2 separate regions of the Mus musculus genome follow, and region 2 is linked to region 1. The links are chromatin loops, found by intact Hi-C in ENCODE. Cell type or tissue: gastrocnemius. All regions are shown on one strand. Each heading gives the region's core, and the rest is flanking DNA. Links, peaks and the distances in the headings are about the cores only. Region 1 overlaps Tmprss11a (transmembrane protease, serine 11a). Region 2 overlaps Gnrhr (gonadotropin releasing hormone receptor).

Region 1 (16,712 bases), core at 5,550-8,049:
CCCAGGAAATACTCTATGTTCTTTACAGTCACGTGGGAAACAGACACGCTGACATTTCCAAATGTGTTAGTATCATAGCACCTAAGGACTCTTAAGTGTTTTCTTATTGAACAACCTGAAACAAGCAAAGGCTTCTTTGACCTTATCAAACACAAAATGTAAATGTCTTAGTCCAGAAGCTCTTAGGATAAGTCTTGTAATGTTGCCTTACACAACAGGCTCACAAATTACAAAGGCAGCAATCATGTACAGTGAACTGCGGAAGCTCTAGAATATAATAGAAAAGAAGTAGTCTCCCCTTCAAGAAAATGTTTGTTTTTTTTTTTTTTTGGAACAAACATCAGAGAAATGATACTTTAATGAGACCTAAAAAATAAGTAGCACTTATTATGCAGTTACAGAAAAAGAAAGAGAGAATACTTACAACTGTGAAGACGTCTACATTTATAACATGACCAGTTACTGTAATTTGTAGTCGGTAACCCCAAAAAAGCAGAAGCAGAATGGCAGGTGAGAGGGCTATTTAATGGGGTGCAAAGCTTGATTAGGTATACCCGTCAGTATCCTACTGTTGTTCTTCATGACATCTCTCCCAGTCTTCCAGAATCTGTGTGTTGTGTGTGTTTTCTGATGAAGATCTGAGTCTGTTTCTTTCCACATGCAAGAATTCTTTTGAGATGAAACCCTTGTAAATATCAAAGAGGTAAATCTACTCGGTGAAATGATGAGACTTTTGGTAGCATGGGGTGACAAAAGGCCCTGCCCACAAATCCACAAATGACACAGAATGAACAAGTGTTAGGGTGGGGGAGGAAAGAAAAAGAACAAAAGTTTGTAACACACAGGTCAGGCCAGAGTGGGATCTAATCCATAGCTAACCTCTGTTGCCAAGAGTGTGGAAGGAGACCGCTATAATTTAAGGAAGAGATGGGAAGAAGTGAGCGGAAGCTCACCAGAAGGCTTGGAGCAGACGGGGGATGATAATTCAGAGACCCGTGGAAAGATTTGTGGACCAGAGGACTCACTGGAATTGGACTCAACGAAGTATAAGAAAGCCCCTACTCATAGAAAAAGTCGCTGAAAAAAAGTGGCTCAAGTGCTGGAGAACAGGCATGGTAACCCGGGTACATGATCAGGGCTTCAGAGCATCTGATAATACACAATTACAAGCATCCATGTAGCATATAATTTTAAAATGCACACTTTCTCTTTGCCCAGTGAAGGCAACGGCAGTCTCACCCAGCACCGATGGCTAGATTTCCCAAGCCAATCTGGTCTCAGTTTGTTCCCTGCCCAGTGCCAGCTGTCTCACTCAGCCCCCCACCCCCACCCCCCACCCCCGCTAGCTTCGATAAACCTCTAATGGCTGTTCTGCAGCTATGCCCTTTCTCCTGCTCACCTTAGTCACAGGGGATGGAAAACACCAGACAGCTACAAACTATCAGTCCCTGGGAATTACAAGTCTGTTATTTCCTATTTGCTCCACAGCCTTCTCTCTCTCTCTCTCTCTCTCTCTCTCTCTCTCTCTCTCTCTCTCTCTCTCTCTCTCTCTCTCTCTCTTTCTCTTCCTCTTCCTTTTCCTCTTCCTCCTGGGACCCAGAAATCCAGCCTTATTCTCTGCCTAAGGATTGGCTTCTTGCTGTCCTTATTTCCGAGTTAAAATGGGGAAGGTTCACATGGAATCACCTGACTATGTGAACCACTCTTAGTCGTGGCAGCCCCTTTTAAGGAAGCAGAATTAGCACCGAAATACAAACAGCACAAGGACAATCCACAACACACAAACATCAACTTGGTTTCCTTATATCACCAAATGCTTATCTAGAATTCAATAAATGTCCCCTAACATAGAGGAGGGGAAGAAGAAGGAGAAAGAGAACGAGTAAAAGTGAGGATTTCTCCACCAAACATCTCAGTAAACAAGATCCAAGCACAAACCAAAAAGCATCAGAACTGTTGATGAGAAATCCCGCCTGCCAAAAAGTAAATGCTCACAACTTAGTGCAGATTTGCAATTTTGTTTCTGGTTGGAGCTCAGCTAAGAGTTTGATCTAATAAAGATTCCAGTTGTAATCACTACCAGGCACACTGGGGAGGGCAGGGTTGGACGTGGTTCTTAAGGTGATATTCAGATCACTACATAACATACTAGGTGAGAGAAGCTATCTCCATTTGACAACAGATCCCAAAGGAAAAACTACTTGCCTCAACAGAGTTTCATTGGTATACAAACCACACTTCAGGTCAGATCTCATCTCATGTCCAGCAGTAGATGGACAACACAAAATGACCTCAATTGTAATTTGGAGATTTTTTTTTGTCTCATATTGCTATGTTTGAGCATTTTCTACTGTACTGGTCTAATGCTTGTATGTATTGGGCATTACTTTCTTATTTAGTGTTGGTAATCTATACACATGCTTAGAATAAATAAGTGATTCATCAAACTTTTGTAAATGATAAACTGTTTAGCCAGTTGTTTTTCTCGTTTATTTTCAGGGTGATTCTGGGGGACCATTGGTTATAAGAGACAACAAAGATACCTGGTATCTCATTGGAATTGTGAGCTGGGGAGACAACTGTGGTCAAAAGAACAAGCCTGGGGTGTACACACAAGTGACTTATTACCGACACTGGATTGCTTCGAAAACGGGTCTCTAACTCGCTACAGATAGATGTTAAAGAAAACCGTAGCGTGTCGGTTATATGCATGTAAGAATTCAGACATCCATTTGGTGGCATTGGCACAATGAAATGAGATTAAATGGCTGGACCTAGCAATGTGAAACACATGATTTATTTCAGAATCGCATATTTGTGAAGGTGTAGGCTGATTTATCATTGAAAAATGCAGTAAAGATCCTTCATCTCTTTAAAGCAAGGGTGCATGGGATGCATTATGTGGTTTTACAGATGGCCTGGGAGAGTTTTAGAATGTGTTTTTTCTGGGTACCCTTCAAGTAAAAAACGCTTTGAATCTTCAGAGACGTCAAGGTGCTCATACAAGTCCCTTTGATTTATCTAGAGTTCATACACATCTTTTTGTCTTCTTTACATTTCTTCTAGATTTTCCAGTTTTTTCCACCACAGGAAATAAGTTTGTTACTTCTAAATGCATATCAGGGAATTTAGAAGGGACGATTATATCAAAATTTGGTGGCAAAATAAAGTGAAGTTAGTTTAAACTTTGCTGGGAATTTTTTCTGTTTTTTTTTTTATGATTTTTAGAAACACTACCATGTATACAACACTCATATCACCATCCCGATGGCATAGAGATACATAAGAGAAATACTGATTAATGGTACTTGATCAATATATAATTTTTATCCTGAAAAATTGACAGGGATGATGACTGAGCTGTTCCAGGATAGGTGTACAAGATATTTTGAATGCGCACTTACATATTTTGGTCGCCAGGGGGAGATTTTTGTCCAGCATTATCTTAAGGTCAAATAATGGAAAACTACAGGGAATTTATGTCCAGGAAGTAAAAACAAACAGACTCATGAAGGCATCAGGAAAGTGAAACATTGTTGCCCACAATAGACCTAAAGAAGGCTTTATTGGATAATTTCTTGCCTGTGAGATGTCTAAATTTTCAAGTTAAGGTATATAAAACAGCTTAACAAAGTTATATGCAATTTGCATCCTTAGTTGTCAAATTCACATGCCCTCTTTCCTTGCAAAGTTTGTTTATGGCTGCTGTATTTATTGAATCGGTGTACCTAGGACATTTCTCACTAAGTGCTATTGGATCAGTTTTCAAACTAGGAAACTCTTACTACCACTACTCACTTCAAAGCAAGGTTCTTTCTTCATATATGTAATAAATTCTCACATAAATTTTCTGCATTACAGTGGTTAACTATGATTGTGTTTCTAATGCTAAGATTCAGAAAGTGGTCTTAGAGTTGTAAATAATGCGCTCCAAACTGTCTGCTGCAGCATTTCATTCATGGTTGTATGGGAACAAATAATGTTTTAAATCTAATAAAGTTGGTGATCAGAGCATATACAGTCTCTCTGAGTCTGTGTTCAGAAAGTCTTTCAACTGATGAAGTGGAACAAAATACTCACGGGAGCAAATATGGAGACAATGTGTAGAGCAGAGACTAAAGGAAAGGCCATTCAGAGACTGCCCCACCTGGGGATCCATCCTATATACAGACACCAAACCCAGACACTATTGTGGATGCCGACAAGTGCTTGCTGACAGGAGCCTTATATAGCTGTCTCCTGGGAGGCTCTGCCAGAGCCTGACAAATACAGATGCAGATGCCTGCAGTCAACCATCAGACTAAGCACAGGGACCCCAATGGAGAAGTTGGGGCAAGGACTGAAGGAGCTGAAGGGGTTTGCAACCTCATAGAAAGAACAAAATATCAAACAACCAAAGCTCCCATGGACTAAACCACCACCCAAAGAGTACACATGAGGGGACCCATGGCTCCACCTGGATATGTAGCAGGGGATGGCCTTGTCGGGCATCAATGGGAGGAGAGGCCCTTGGTCCTGTGAAGGCTTGATGTAGGGGATTTCTAGGGTGGGGAGGCAGGAGTGGGTGGGTGCGTGCAAGAACGCTTCATAGAAGCAGGTGAGGGGTATGGAATAGGGGGTTTCGGGAGGGGGGGACCAGGAAAGGGGATAACATTTGAGATGTAAATAAAGAAAATACCCAATAAAAAAGATTTTTTAAAAATTCTCATAAAAAAATTCTAGGTCATTCTCAGCTACTCAGGAAACTGGAAGCCAGACTGGGTTGTGGGAGACTTTATCTCAGAAAATAAAAAAATCCAACAAAATAATCACACTCTTTAGATAACTAGTTAGGGTAATTCTTTAGAAAACAAGGTTTCTTAGCCCTGGTGTTATTGAAGCTTTGTCTGGAACTAGTCTTGATTGTAAGGAGCTAACCAGTTCAGAGGATTCAGCAAGTCTTCTTACATGTCTGTAGCACCCCTTTCCCACAAATTTTGATAACCAAAAGTAGCTCTACACATTAGCAAATATCCTCCAAGGGATGAAATTGTGTCCCAGAAGAATTGCTATTTTGAAGGCAGTTGATCACTTTTAGAAATATCAGAAACTCAAAGAAGTGACATTGAGTATTCAAAATGTACAGTACAGTTGTCAAGCAGCAATGGATGGATGAACGAACAATACTTGTCAGTAGCTGCTTCTGATTCAGGCTCATCCAAGTTAGCTTGGAGAGTTTCTATCTCTTTCAAGTGGGAGACTTTAAGTTAAATCCCCAGAGGATGTGAAGCTGAGGAGAAAAGCAGGTAGGGGGAGGTGAAGGAAGATAGTTGTGGGTGGGTATGATAACTACACATTATAGAAATGTGCAAAACTTGCAAAGAATAAAAATATCATTAAAATCCTCCCTTGGTGCCATACAGCACATTTCAGGCAGAAAGGTATACTCTGAGCTCACTGTGTGGAGAGAGATCATGAGGGCAGGATTTCTGCCAATTCATTTAGCTTGATTATAATACACAGGAAGAAACAATATTTTATTGTCATAATCACATACATACATACATACATACATACATACATACATACATACATACATACAGTGAAATACCTAAGTAATAACTTAGACTGAAGGTTCATAAAGCAACACTCACCCCTGCTAGCTGTAATGGAGTCGTTTTATTGATTTTATGAAACATCTAGTACCAAGTTGACTGTAATCTAGTAAGTAATGTCCTTCAGAAGATGATTCAACTAGTCACTGCTATTACCCATGTCCACCCACTTTCACACTGCTGGCCTCCCAGCCTTCAGATCTCCTTGTGATACTCACTTAGTGAGTTTTCACCAAGTTGTGTGATTCCATAATTTGGTTCCCTTCCATCAAAATAGCATTGATATGACTTTTGCCTGAAAATCAGCCCCGTGCCAATCAGCAGAGTTTGTCTTTTGCTACTGCTCTGGGACTCTGACCCTCATGAACACATCCTCTTTTGTCCCACCGTTCTTCCTTTCTGAGATCAGCTTCCTTTTTGATCACACTGCTTTGTTTACTATAGAAAACTAAGATTTTTTTCAAAAGCATATATTTTTTAATTAAATTATTTTATTTACATTCCAAAAGTTGCCTCCCTTCCTGGTCCCCCTCCCCAAATTCTTTACCCCATCCTCCTGCTTCCTTCACTCCACCTCTGAGAGGGTGTTCACCCTCCTGCCCACCCACCCCTACCTCTTCTCTGGGGTATCAAGTTTCCATAGGATTAAACTCATCCCCTCCCACTGGGGCCATCCAATGCAGTTCTCTGCTATACATGTGCCCAGGGCCATGAACCAGCTCATGTATGCTCCTAGGTTTTTGGCTTAGTCTCTGGGAGCTCTGAGGGGTCCAGGTTAGTTGACACTGCTGCAGTCCCCTTCAGCTCCTTCAGTCCTTCCCCATATCTCTTCCATATTGGTCCCCAATCTCGATCTAACGGTTGGCTGTAAGTATCTGCCTTTGTCCCAGTCAGTTGTTGATAGAGCCTCTCAGAGGACTCCTGTCTGCATATACAATATGGTCTCAGTAATAGTGTCAGGAATTGGTATGTGTGCACGGGATGGATCCCAAGTTGGGCCAATCTGGATGGCCTTTCCTTCAGTCTCTACTCCATTTTTGCCTCTCCATTTATTTTAGATAGGAACAGTTCTGGGTTAAAATTTTTGAAGATGGGTGAACAGGCCCCTGCCTTAACTAGGGATAGTGCCTGTCTACTGGAGGTGATCTCTTCCTGTTAAATCTCCTCATTGTTGGGCTAATGTCTTACCCATTGAGTCCAGGTAGCCTCTCACATCCCAGGACTCTGGGACTTTCTAGAGGTTTCTCCTGCTCCCTACTACTCAAAGATTCACATTAGTCATTCTTCTGTGTAACCTCTCCCAGCCTGAAACAGGCTGATCCAGACCTTGACCTTGCTGCCACTGAAGAGATTACCTAGGGTGGAGCCTTCCTGCCTAGATGGCTCTATTGTTCCACCAGAGGCCACTGCACCTCCAAGACACTGCTACCTGCTGAGAGGCCAAGGAGATATTCCAGAGGAACATCCTCTCCTACTGACTGGCTCCAAGAAAGGATTGGTGGGGGATGGGCCTTCCCCCTTATAAGCACACTCAGTAAACTGGCGGGCCTTGAACAGAATCGTGTCTTGGTCTCCATTAATTTCTCTCGCAGTCTAGTCTCTTTCAGCCCCAGCCTGCCTCCCAGGTGTACCCAGTTCAAGTAGGCCGCGGGCTGGTATACAACACTTCTGGCCCTCTGTGTATCCCTCCTTTCTCTCGACATACCTAATCCTGTCCCTCCTTTTCCCCTCCCATCTCCCACCAGGTTCCTTCCTCCCTCTGCCTCCCATAATTGTTTTGTTCCCCTTTTAAGTGAGTTTCAGATATCCATGCTTAGGAATTCCTTCTCTGGTTAACCGTCCTACAATCTGTGAGTTGTATCATGGGTTTTTGGTTAATATCCACTTATACCGTGTATGTCATTCTGGGTCTGGGTTAACTCACTCTAGATGATATTTTCTACTTCCATCCATTTACCTGCAAAATTCATAATGTCTTTGTTCTTGGTAGCTGAAAAGTATTCCATTGTGTAAATGAACCACATTTTCTGTAGTCATTCTTCAGTTGAGGAATATTTGGGTTGTTTCCAGCTTCTGACTATCACCTATAAGACTGCTATGAGTCTTTGTGGTATCAGTGGAGCATCTTTTGGGTTTATTCCCAGGAGTGGTATAGCTAGGTCTTCAGGTAGATCTATTTCCAAAATTCTGAGGAACTGCTAGACTGATTTCCAGAGTAGTTGTACCAGCTTGCAATCCCACCAGCAATGGAGGAGTGTTCCTCTTTCTCCACATCCTTACCAGCATGTAGTGGCCCTTGAGGGTTTTTTTTTGTTTTGTTTTGTTTTTTTAATCTTAGCCATTCTGATTGTGTAATGTAGAATTTCAGGGTCGTTTTGATTTGCATTTCCCTGATGATTAACATTTCTTTAAGTGCTTCTCAGCCATTTGAGATTCCTCTGTTGAGAATTCTGTGTTTAGCTCTGTACCCCAATCTTAAATTGGATTATTTAATTTTTTGGAATTTAACTACTTGAGTTCTTTTTATATTTTGTATATTAGCCTTCAAACACATATAGAGTTAGTGAAGATCTTTCCAAATCTGTAGGTTGCCATTTTGTCCGATTGACAGTGTTCTTTGCCTTATAGAAGCTTTTCATTTTTATGAGGTCTCATTTGTCAATTGTTGATCTTAGAACCTGAGCCATTGGTGTTTTGTTCAGGAAATTTTCCCAGGTTTCCATGCATACGAGGCTATTTCCCACTTTCTCTTCTATTAGATCCAGTTTATCTGGCTTTATGTGGAGGTTCTTGCTCCACTTGGACTTGAGCTTTGTACAAGATAAATATGGATCAATTTGCATTCCTCTACATCCAGATCGACAGTTAGACCAGCAACATTTGTGGAAGATGCTTCCGTTTTTCACTATATGCTTTTGGTTTCTTTGTCAAAGATCATGGGTCCATAAGTGTGTGGGTTTAAGTCTTCAATTCTATTCTATTGATCTATTCGTTTGGTAAAAACAAATATCGTGGAGTTTTGTTGTTGTTGTTGTTTTATCACTACTGCTCTGTGGTACAGCTTGAGGTCAGGGATGGTGATTCCCCAGAAGTTCTTTTATTGTTAAGAATTGTTTTTTCTATCCTGGGTTTTTTTCTTTTCCCTTATGAACTTGAGAATTGTTCTTTCCATGTCTGTGAAGCATTGTGTTGGAATTTTGATGGGGAGTTCACTGAATCTGTAGATTGCTTTTGGTTGGATGGCCATTTATACTGTGATAATCCTTCTGACCCATGGCCTTGGGAGATCTTTCCATCTTCTGAACTTTTCTTCGATTTTTCTTCAGAAACTTGAAGTTCTTGTCATACAGATCTTTCACGTGTTTGATTAGAGTTACACTAAGATATTTTATATTAATTTGAATTTGTGACTGTTATGAAGGGTGTTGTTTCCCTACTTTCTTTCTCAGACTTGCTTATAGTTTGTATAAAGGAATGCTTCTCATTTGTTTTAGTTAATTTTATATCTAGCCACTTTGCTGAAGTTGTTTATCAGGTTTAGGAGTTCTCTGGTGGAAATGTGGGGGTCACTTAAATATACTATTATATCATCTGCAAATAGTGATATTTTGACTTCTTCCTTTCCAATTTGCGTCCTTTGACATCCTTTTGTTGTCTAATTGCTCTAGCTAGGACTTCGAGTACTATATTGAATAGATAGGGAGAGAGTGGGCAGACTTGTCTAGTCCCTGATTTTAGTGGGATTGCCTCAAGTTTCTCTTCATTTAGTTTGATATTGGCTGTTTATTTGCTGTATTTTTTTTAATTATGTTTAGTTATGAGCCTTGAATTCCTGATCTCTCCAAGACTTTTAACATGACAGGGTTTTGGATATTGTCAAATGCTTCTTCAGCATCTGATAAGATGACCATGTGATTTTCTTTTTGAGTTTGTTTATATAGTGTATTATGTTGTTGGAGTTTAGTATATTAAACCAACCTTGCATCCTTGGGATGAAACCTATTTGATCATGGTGAATGATGGTTTTGATGTCCTCTTGAAGTTGGTTTGCAAGAATTTTACTGTGTATTTTGCGTCGATATTCATAATTGAAATTAATCTGAAGTTCTCTTTCTTTGTTGGGTCTTTGTGTGGGATAGGAATCATAGTAACTGTAGTTTCATATAATGAATTAGGTAGTGTTCCTTCTGTTTCTATTTTGTGGAATAGTTTGAGAAGTATGGGTGTTAGCTATTCTTTGAAGGTCTGGTACACTTTTGCACTAAAAGAGTCTGGCCCTGGGCATCTGGGCATTTTATTTTGGTAGAGAGTTTTTTGTTTGTTTTTTGTTTGTTTGTTTGTTTGTTTGTTTGTTTTTGGTTTTTCAAGACAGGGTTTCTCTGTATAGCCCTGGCTGTCCTGGAACTCACTTTGTAGACCAGGCTGGCCTCGAACTCAGAAATCTGCCTGCCTTTGCCTCCCGAGTGCTCAGATTAAAGGCGTGCACCACCATGCCCTGCAGTTGAGAGGTTTTTAATGAATTCTATTTTTTATAGCTTATGGGACTGTTTAGATAGTTTTCCCTATGTTTGTTAACTTTGGAACCTGAAATTTGTCTAGAAAAACTTCCCTTTCATCTAGATTTTCCAGTTTTGTTGAGTGTAGCCTTTTGTTGTAGGATCTGATGATCTTTTGAATATCCTCAGTTTCTGTTGTTATATCTCTGTTTTCATTTCTGATTTTGTTAATTTGTACACTGTCTCTGTGTCCTTTAGTTATCTTGCTAAGGGTTTACTTATCTTGTTGATTTAAAAAAAAACAGCATTTTTTTGTGCATTCTTTGTATCATTCTCTTTGTTTCTAACTGGTTGCTTTCAGCCCTGAGTTTGATTATTTCCTACCCTCTACTACTCTAGTGTGTGTTTGCTTCTTTCTGTTCTAGAGCTTTCAGATGTGCTAGTTAAGTTGCTAGTGTAGGATCTCTCCAATTTCCTTGGGAGGGCACTTAGTGCTATGAATTTTCCTTTTAGCACAGCTTTCATTGTGACCAATAAGTTTGGGTATTCATTTTCATTGAATTCTAGAAAGCCTTTAATTTTTTTCTTTATTTGTTCCCTGACCAAGTTATCATGGAGTAGAGAGTTGTTCAATTTCCATGAGTATGTGGGCTTTCTGTGGTTCTGTTGTTATTAATGTCTAGCCTTAATCCATGGTGATCTGAGAGGATGTATTGGATTGTTGAGGCTAGTTTTGTGTGAGATTATATAGTCAGTTTTGGAGAAGGCAAAATGAGGTGGTGAGAAGAAGGTATATTCTTTTGTTTTAGGGTGAAATGTTCTGTATACATCTGCTAAACCCATTTGGTACATAACTTCTATTAGTTTTACCATGTCTCTATTTAGTTTCTGTTCCTGTCAGTTGATAAAAGTGGTGCCTTGAAGTCTCCCACTATTATTGTGTGAGGATCAATATTTGTTTTGAGCCTTAGCAACATTACTTTCACAACTGTGGGTGCCCTTACATTTGGGGCATAGATGTTCTGAATTGAGTGTTCATCTTGGTGTATTTTTCCTTTGATGAGTTTGAAGTGTCCTTCCCCATCTTTTTTAACAACTCTTGGTTGAAAGTCCATTTTATTGGATATTAGAATGGCTACACCAGCTTGTTTCTCAAACCATTTGCTTGGAAAACTTTTTCTAGCCTTTTACTCTGAGGTAGTGTCTTTCGTTGTCATTGAGGTGTGCTTCTTGTATGCATCAAAATGCTGGGTCCTGTTTATGTATCCAGTGTGTTGGCCTATGTCTTTTTACTAGAGAATTGGGTCCATTGACGTTGAGAGACATTAAGGACTAGTGACTGTTTGTTACAGTTATTTTTGTTGTTGGAGGTGGTGTGTGTGTGTGTGTGTGTGTGTGTGTGTGTGTGTGTGTGTGTATGTTTCTCTTCATTTGGTTTTGTTGTGAGATGATTAATTTCTTCTGTTTTCTTGGGTGTAGATACCCTCTTCATATTCTAGTTTTCCTTCTAGTATCCTCTGTAGGGCTGGATTGGTAGATAGATATTGTTTAAATTTGGTTTTGTCACAGAATATCTTGGTTTCTCCATCTATGATTATTGAGAGTTTTGTTGGGAATAATATCCTGGGCTGGCATTTGTGTTCTTTAACAGACATCCTGGACATCTTTACAGGATCTTCTTGCTTTCATAGTCTCTGGTGAAAAGTCTGGTGTAATTCTGATAGGTCTGCCTTTATATGTTACTTGGCCTTTTCCCCTTACTGCTTTTAATATTTTTTTTGTTCTGTGAATTTTGTGTTTTGATTATTATGTGATGGAAAATTTTCCTTTTCTGGTCCAATCTATTTGGTGTTCTGTAGACTTTTAGTACATTTATGGCCATATATTTCTTCAGGTTAGGGAAGTTTCTTTCTATGATTCTGTTGAAGATGTTTTCTGGCCCTTTGGGCTGGGAACCTTTGCTCTCTTCTATTCCTATTACTCTTATGTTTGGTCTTTTCATATCATTCTGAATTTCCTGAATGTTTGGGGTTAGGATAGTTTTACACTTTGTTTTTTCTTTTATCATTGTTTAAATATCTTCTGTGGTATCTTCTACACCTGAGATTCTCTCTTTTATTTCTTTATTCTATTGCTGATACTTGCATCTGTAGTTCCTGATCTCTTTCCTTGGTTTTCCATCTTCAGGGTTGTCTCTATTTATTTATTGTTTCTACTACCACTTGTAGGTCTTGGACTGCTTTGTTCAATTCGTTCATCTGTTTGATTGTGTTTTCATGTATCACTTTAAGGGATTTGTTTCCTCTGTAAGGACTTCTACCTATTTGTTTGTATTTTCGTGTATTTCTTTAAGTGAGATATTTATATCCTCCTTAAAGGCCTATATTATCTTCATGAGATGAGATATTAGGTCAACATTATGCTTTTCAGGTGTGTGATGGTTCTGACTATGCCAAAATACTTTGACTTCTATTGCTTATGATCCTGCACTTGCTTCTCATCAACTGGTTGTCTCTGCTAATTGGCCTGGGTATCTTTGTCTGGAGCCTGCCTCCTTGGAGGCAAATAGAGCTCTGTGACCTGGTTTAGAGCAGGCCTCATGGGAGGCAGGCCGTGTTGATTATGGTTAGGGGGGCCTGCTATGTCCCTTATTAGAGGAGGTCTCCTCTGTTCTTGGTTAAAGCTATCCTCCTGTGTCCCTGGTTAGGGCAGTCCTCCTGTGACCTGGTTATGGAGACTTCCTAGGAGATAGGCAGGCTTTGGTATATGAGAGGGGAGCAGACACACTGATCTGACCAGGCAGTGGTACAGACTAGAAAGGAGATTGAGGTCACATGGTGGGGTACAGGTCTCATATATACTGGGCTCTGTTGGGGCCCCAGTTGGAGTGGTTATTCAGGTGAGGGCCTCATCTATGTCCCTGGTTACAGCAGATCTCCTGGGAGATAGGGAGAATGTGGGATGTTGGGGAGGAGCAAGCACACCAATCTAAGATTAAATTTTATCTTTGCATATAATGTTCCTCTTACTGTCTCAGGCAAAATTGATCACTATACAAATTTCTTGTAGTAATTTTTCTCTTTCTCCAAATTATTTCTAACCCTTAGCTCTCCATTGTAGTTTTTATGTAAGTGTATTAGCTCTTTTTTTTTTTTGCCTTGTCTTATATTTCTTTTTTTTTCCATTTTTAATTAGGTATTTAGCTCATTTACATTTCCAATGCTATACCAAAAGTCCCCCATACCCACCCACCCCCACTCCCCTACCCACCCACTCCCCCTTTTTGGCCCTGGCGTTCCCCTGTACTGGGGCATATAAAGTTTGCAGGTCTAATGGGCCTCTCTTTCCAGTGATGGCTGACTAGGCCATCTTTTGATAGTGTATTAGCTCTTAAAGTATTTCATATTCCTTAAGTCTTAGGAATTGCTTTATTTATTTATTTTTGTCTCACACAGTACTTAATCTATACTCAATATGTTTTAGATAATTGTTTAGTGAAAGAAAAATTTAAAGAAAGGCTAAGTAAGTCAAGAAACCTATTTCTTGTGTTACCTAGCTCCTCTCTCTATTATTTCTTTTACTAAATTTTTGAACTGAAATGGTCCTATTTTACATATTTTGAATGTTCCTTAAACACCCCCTGCTCTTAACCTATGCCAAGAGCAGGAAATACAGGCATCCCCTCATGTAGGACAACACCATTTCTGAGCACTTGTTATTTCAAAATCTTTATCCATAGCTCCATACAGGAACATATGTGAGATTTCTAGATACATAGATCTAGAAATTAGGTCAGCAAGCACATGTTCATTCTGCAGATCTTTACAATCCCTTTTATCTCTTTTCTGAATCTATCAGTATTCTCTCTTCTTGCTCTGTGTCTCAAATGTTTCACAGTTTGGCACTTGCAGGAAGCCATGTTCAATATACATGATTTCCTCTGAAGCCTTTTCCTGTTGGCATTTCCTAATAGCAACCATAGAAATAAAACTGATAATTCTATGCAATATCTATGTCTTTAGAGCTCATCAAAGCAAGGGGATATAAATTACATATAACAGGGATTTTTTGTTGTTGTTGTTATTTTACAATTCACTTTATCTATCTATCTATCTATCTATCTATCTATCTATATATTTATTTATTTTTATTAGATATTTTCTTTATTTACATTTCAAATGTTATCCCCCCGGCCCTGCTCCCCTGCCCACCCACTCCCACTTCTTGGCCCTGGCATTCCCCTGTACTGGGGCATATAAAATTTGCAAGTCCAAGGGGCCTCTCTTCCCAATGATAGCCAACTAGGCCATCTTCTGCTACATATGCAGCTAGAGACACGAGCTCTGGGAGGTACTGGTTAGTTCATATTAGGGTTGCAGACCCCTTCAGCTCTTTGGGTACTTTCTCTAGCTCCTCCACTGGGGGCCCTGTATTCCATCCTATAGATGACTGTGAGCATCCACTTCTGTATTTGCTAGGCCCCGGCATAGCCTCACTTGAGACAGCTATATCCTTTCAGCAAAATCTTGCTGGCATATGCAAAGTGTCTGGGTTATATTCATAAATTTTAGTTATCCATTTAAGACTGCCTTTTTATTTATATGAGTGATTAAGAATTAGTATTAAGCTTGCTTTTTAGTGTGTTCATTGTATTCGTGAATGTGTATATGATTGTTCTTATGTGTGTGAGTGCATGTGTGTGCATGTGCTCATATGTGCATGTACATGGAGAGGCCCAAGGTTGTTATAGGGCATCTTCCTTGACTGCTCTTCACCCTATTCACTGAAGTAGTGTACTGGCTGGTCTTGAGTGTCAACTTGACACAAGCTGGAGTTATCACAGAGAAAGAAGCCTCCCTTCAGGAAATGCCTCCATGAGATCAAGCTGTGAGGCATTTTCTCACTTAGTGATCAAAGGTGGAAAGGCCCACTGTGGGTGATGCCATCCTTGGGCTGGTAGTCTTGGGTTCTATAAGAACTTTATATATATATATATTCGGCATTTCCACAGAACATACTTCACTTCCCTAAAATTTCCTTGGTCCAACTCTTTATTCATTCACCTTCTATGCCTGACCCCTTGGAACCATCAACTTTTTAATGTCTTCCTAATTTACATCTCCATAAAGTGATGGAGTTAAGCTCAAATATTACATAGCTTTTCATAAGTGTCTCTTATTTAGCAATGCTCTTTTGTTCTCAAAGGCTTGTCTGGATGTGCCAGTTTATCTACTTTCTGAAGGATGTCTTTACTGCTTCTATGTTTTGAAAATTAATCACTGCTGTCAATGTCTGTGTGCAAATTTTTGTATGAATATAATTTGGGGGTCATGTGGGTGAATGTTAAAGACAATGGTTGATGAGTTATGTGTTAGAAAAAATACCAAGCTTTCTAAAACATCAAAACTGTTTTTATAGTCTACTAGTAACTTTGTAGCTCTTGAAAATTATTTTTCATCCATATCTTGTGAGGCATTATCTTGCTATATATCCCAGGCTGTTCTCAAACTCACCATCATCTGGCCTTATATCCCCATGTCCTGGGATTACCTCTATATGCTTCCATGTGTGCACAATTTGAGGAAGATGTAGGCTCTATAGAGTCAACAGGTTCAGGCTACGTGGTATGTTAACCTTTGGGTAGTCTACTGTGTAGGATACAATATCTGATAATCTCTGGCCAGTGTTAGATTCCAGTGGTCTGTTGGATGAATTCCTTTGATGTGCTAGTAATTATTAATGTGTTCTTCACTACTCATCATCAACATTGATCTTTTCTTTCTAAGCTGATGTTTGTGCATAACTCACTAAGACTCTTACTTCTATCTCCAAATCTAAGCAATGCTTAGTAGAGACAGAAATCTGAACTATGAAGAATTTCCCAGCTACTATTTTTGTCTACTTAGTAGTGTACAGGCTGAAGGGAGATGTTGGGGCAGATGTCAGTGTCATAATGCTCCATGGTGAAGAAATGTACCAAACATAACATACCTGAGTCTTTTAGTTAATAAAATTGAGATAGTTTTGTTAGTTATGCTAACTGTGGCCAGTAGTGTTACTCCACTAAAAGCTGCCTGATTTGCCATAAACTTGGATAACTCAGTTTCAAATGTCACACTCTTCTTGAACCTGTTGGCTTTCAGCTGAATATATATATATATATTTCCCCTTGAAATGTTTATCTTTTAATGTCTATTATTTTTAGGAATGGCTTAGAGTTATGACAGAAAATAAAGTGGACCTATGGGTGCCAAGAAGCACATGCTGAAAGAAGCCCGATATGGCTGTCTCCTGAGAGGCCCTGCCAGAGCCTTACAATTACAGAGGTGGATGCTTTCAGCCAACTATTGGACTGAGCGCGGGGTCCCAAATAGAGGAGTTAGAGAAATGACTGAAGGAGTTAAAAGGGTTTGCAGCCCCATAGGAAGAAAAACAATATCAACCAACCAGGACCACACACCCCCAGAACTCTCAGGATCTAAGCCATCAACAAAAGAGTACACATGGCTCCAGATGCATATGTAGCAAAGGATGGCCTTGTCATGCATCAGAGGTCCTTGGGTCCTATGAAAATAAAGAGAGGAAGATCATAGAGTTTTAAATGAAAAGTATTGGAAGTAAG
Region 2 (2,500 bases), core at 1-2,500, 220 kb after region 1:
TTCTAAGAACAAATTCATCTCTTCAATTGCCTCCAAAAACAAGAAACAGAATGTTCTGGATTATAGCAAAATGAAACAAACACTGATAAGACTGTGAGTCATGGAGAAGGGAAAAAAAAAATAAACAGAAACTGAAGACAGGATCCAAGGACAAAGGAACCGCTGAGAGAGAAGTGGGTCTCTGTGTTAATCACCGGAATGAACACAGTGCGGGGGTGGAGGAGATCAAACCAAGGCTAAAAGAAATGAAATTTACAGGTAATATTTGAATCTCCATATACCTTCCTGAACTTCTAGTGTAAAAATAATTAGTCTGTATGTATTATGATTATTACATTAAATCCATATTATCCACTTATTACATTCCCAGACGTGGACAAAATATCATATTCAAGAAGAAGTAAGTATCTTCAGTTGCTTGTGAGGAAGGGAAACCTTGGGTTCTTGATTGTGGTAAAACAGAGACTGACAGAAACAAGAATAAGAGAGAAAAATATATATTGATCTGCTTTAAAACTGCGGCTTAAATCAAGCCAAGGCAAAAAGGCCTATGAGATAACAATCAACTCCGATTATAACGTAGGGGAAAATCAACCTGGATCTTAGGATAAAAGTAGCTGACTCCTTTGGGGCTGCTGGTTTGGGGATGATGGTATGATCCTTTGCTGCCCTCTAGTGGATTAATTTAAACTTTATTGTCCGCTTGACAAAAGATCTGAAATTGAAATGTCAATGTTGTAAGTACAAATATAAGATACAAATTGTTTCTCTATTCCACAAAGAAAAAGCATTTTTCATAATCCTTTTTGTAAAAAGCACACTCCACTTCTACCCCATAACCTTCCAGAGTAAAGAAATCCAGAACGAACTGCAAAGAAAACTAAAATATCTTATTCAATGGAAAAAATATAGCATATTAGCCACCATTTGATTATATCAAAAGCATTTGTTCAAATTTACTTGCTATAGATTTTTTTAATGTGTTTCTTCTCTTCTTTGTATCTGCACAATGTTACCAAAGGATGCTTGAAAATGACAAACATTTTTTAAAATGTGCTTTATGGGTCAAAAAAAAAAAAAAAAAGAATGCATGTCTACTAGAATTTTGATTTTTGTTTTGTTTTGTTTTGTTTTTTGGGACTCGGTTTTATTTGTGTGCGGTATGCTCATGGAGGCCACAAGAGGGCACTAGATCCCCTGAAGCTACAGCTTAGGGCAGTTGTAAGCTGGGAACTTCAGCACTGTTAAGTATCCAACACTCCAACCCTGGAGTTCATTTTCGAATATGACTTACAACGTTTTCATGAATGTATTCAAGCTGGGTTTTTTTTTTTTTAATTTAAAATAAAGACATCATTTTAAAAGAGGATTTCACACTCAGAGCAAGGTTGCAAGGGCTTGACGATTTCTTGGCTACCTTTAACCTATATGTCACCAAGTATTAACATTTTCTGTGCTATTCTGTCCTACTGCTGTAAAAAGACACTGTGACCAAGGCAACTCTTTAAAAAGGAAGTGCTGGGCTGGGGCTTGCTTGCAGTTTTCGAGAGCAGGTCTATGATCTTCTCGGTGGAAAGCGCGTAGGCGTCATTCTGGAACAGGAGCTGAGAGTTTGTCTGTAGTCAGCAGGCAAAGATTTGGGGAAGGACTAGGCCTGCAGTGGGCTTTCGAAACCTCATAGTCCACCCTCAACAATGCACTTCCTCCAGCAAGACCGCATCCCTCCGTCCTTGCAAACAGTCTACCCGGGAGTAGGGTTGCAAATAGAAGCGCCTGTGAGGGCCATTCTCATGCAAACCACCACAGCTGTCGCCGCTCTTCAATGGTTGCGAGTTGTTTAAAAGTTGGGGATATGGTATTTCTTTACCAAGTGTTGACGACGAGATCTCATACACCCCCACAACAGGGGTATTAAAATGAGGAATTAGCCCCTAGAAGGTACTATCATCTAATCTATATGCCCAATTCAAATTTCATCTGTCGTCCTAATTGGTTTCCTGCTCTTGAAAAAAAAAATTGTACTTAAATAACTTTTAAATAATGTATTTTGATCGTGTTTCCCCCTCCCCCAATCCTCCCAGACCTTCCCCAATTTCTGATCTTTTTAACAAAAGGAAACACAAGGCTAAACGGTGGTTTCTATGCCATTACCGAAGTCCCTTTCCCTGGAACTGTTCCTGTCTCCTTCCATGTTTTATAAGAGTGATACTTTTGAAGACAATGGGCCATTTGCAAATTGCTCCCCACTTTAGGTTTATCTATACTATAGCTTAAGTAAGCACACTGAAGATGTAATGTTGGTTTCATCTCAATGCATTGTCTAAGGAGACAAATGATGTCAACTTGTCCTCTGATGGTAATTACATGGTTATTTCTCCATTATAAAGTTGTCTTACTCTTTATGATGAGTAAGTGTCTAGGAGGTGATACTTTGATATTTTCTCAATGTCCTATTCTCAAAATTTCACTGATTATTTTTTGCCAATTATTGATGATTTTT

The links. Peaks named below come from ENCODE experiments on the same cell type or tissue, not always from the same donor. Only the 100,000 strongest peaks of a DNase experiment are listed, where the experiment ranks them.
Region 2: it touches region 1 in a loop (5-fold over the local background); 32 of 42 quality-filtered maps call a loop at or near these places.

Annotation. Positions count from the first base shown.
Region 1 is chr5:86,397,711-86,414,422 of GRCm38, reverse strand. Tmprss11a (transmembrane protease, serine 11a) reads left to right here. Exons shown (of 9, transcript NM_001033233.2): 9 at 2,500-4,013. The coding sequence ends at 2,661. Among named protein-coding and RNA genes, the nearest start is that of Tmprss11d, 33 kb to the right of the region's middle. In gastrocnemius, for the core only: no CTCF peak of the experiment used is centred there; no DNase peak of the experiment used is centred there.
Region 2 is chr5:86,189,674-86,192,173 of GRCm38, reverse strand. The region is part of intron 1 of Gnrhr (gonadotropin releasing hormone receptor); the gene reads left to right. Among named protein-coding and RNA genes, the nearest start is that of Gnrhr, 7.0 kb to the left of the region's middle. In gastrocnemius, for the core only: CTCF peaks have their summits at 675 (motif pointing left) and 1,188 (motif pointing right); a DNase peak (open chromatin) is centred at 1,185; H3K4me3 peaks cover 509 bases.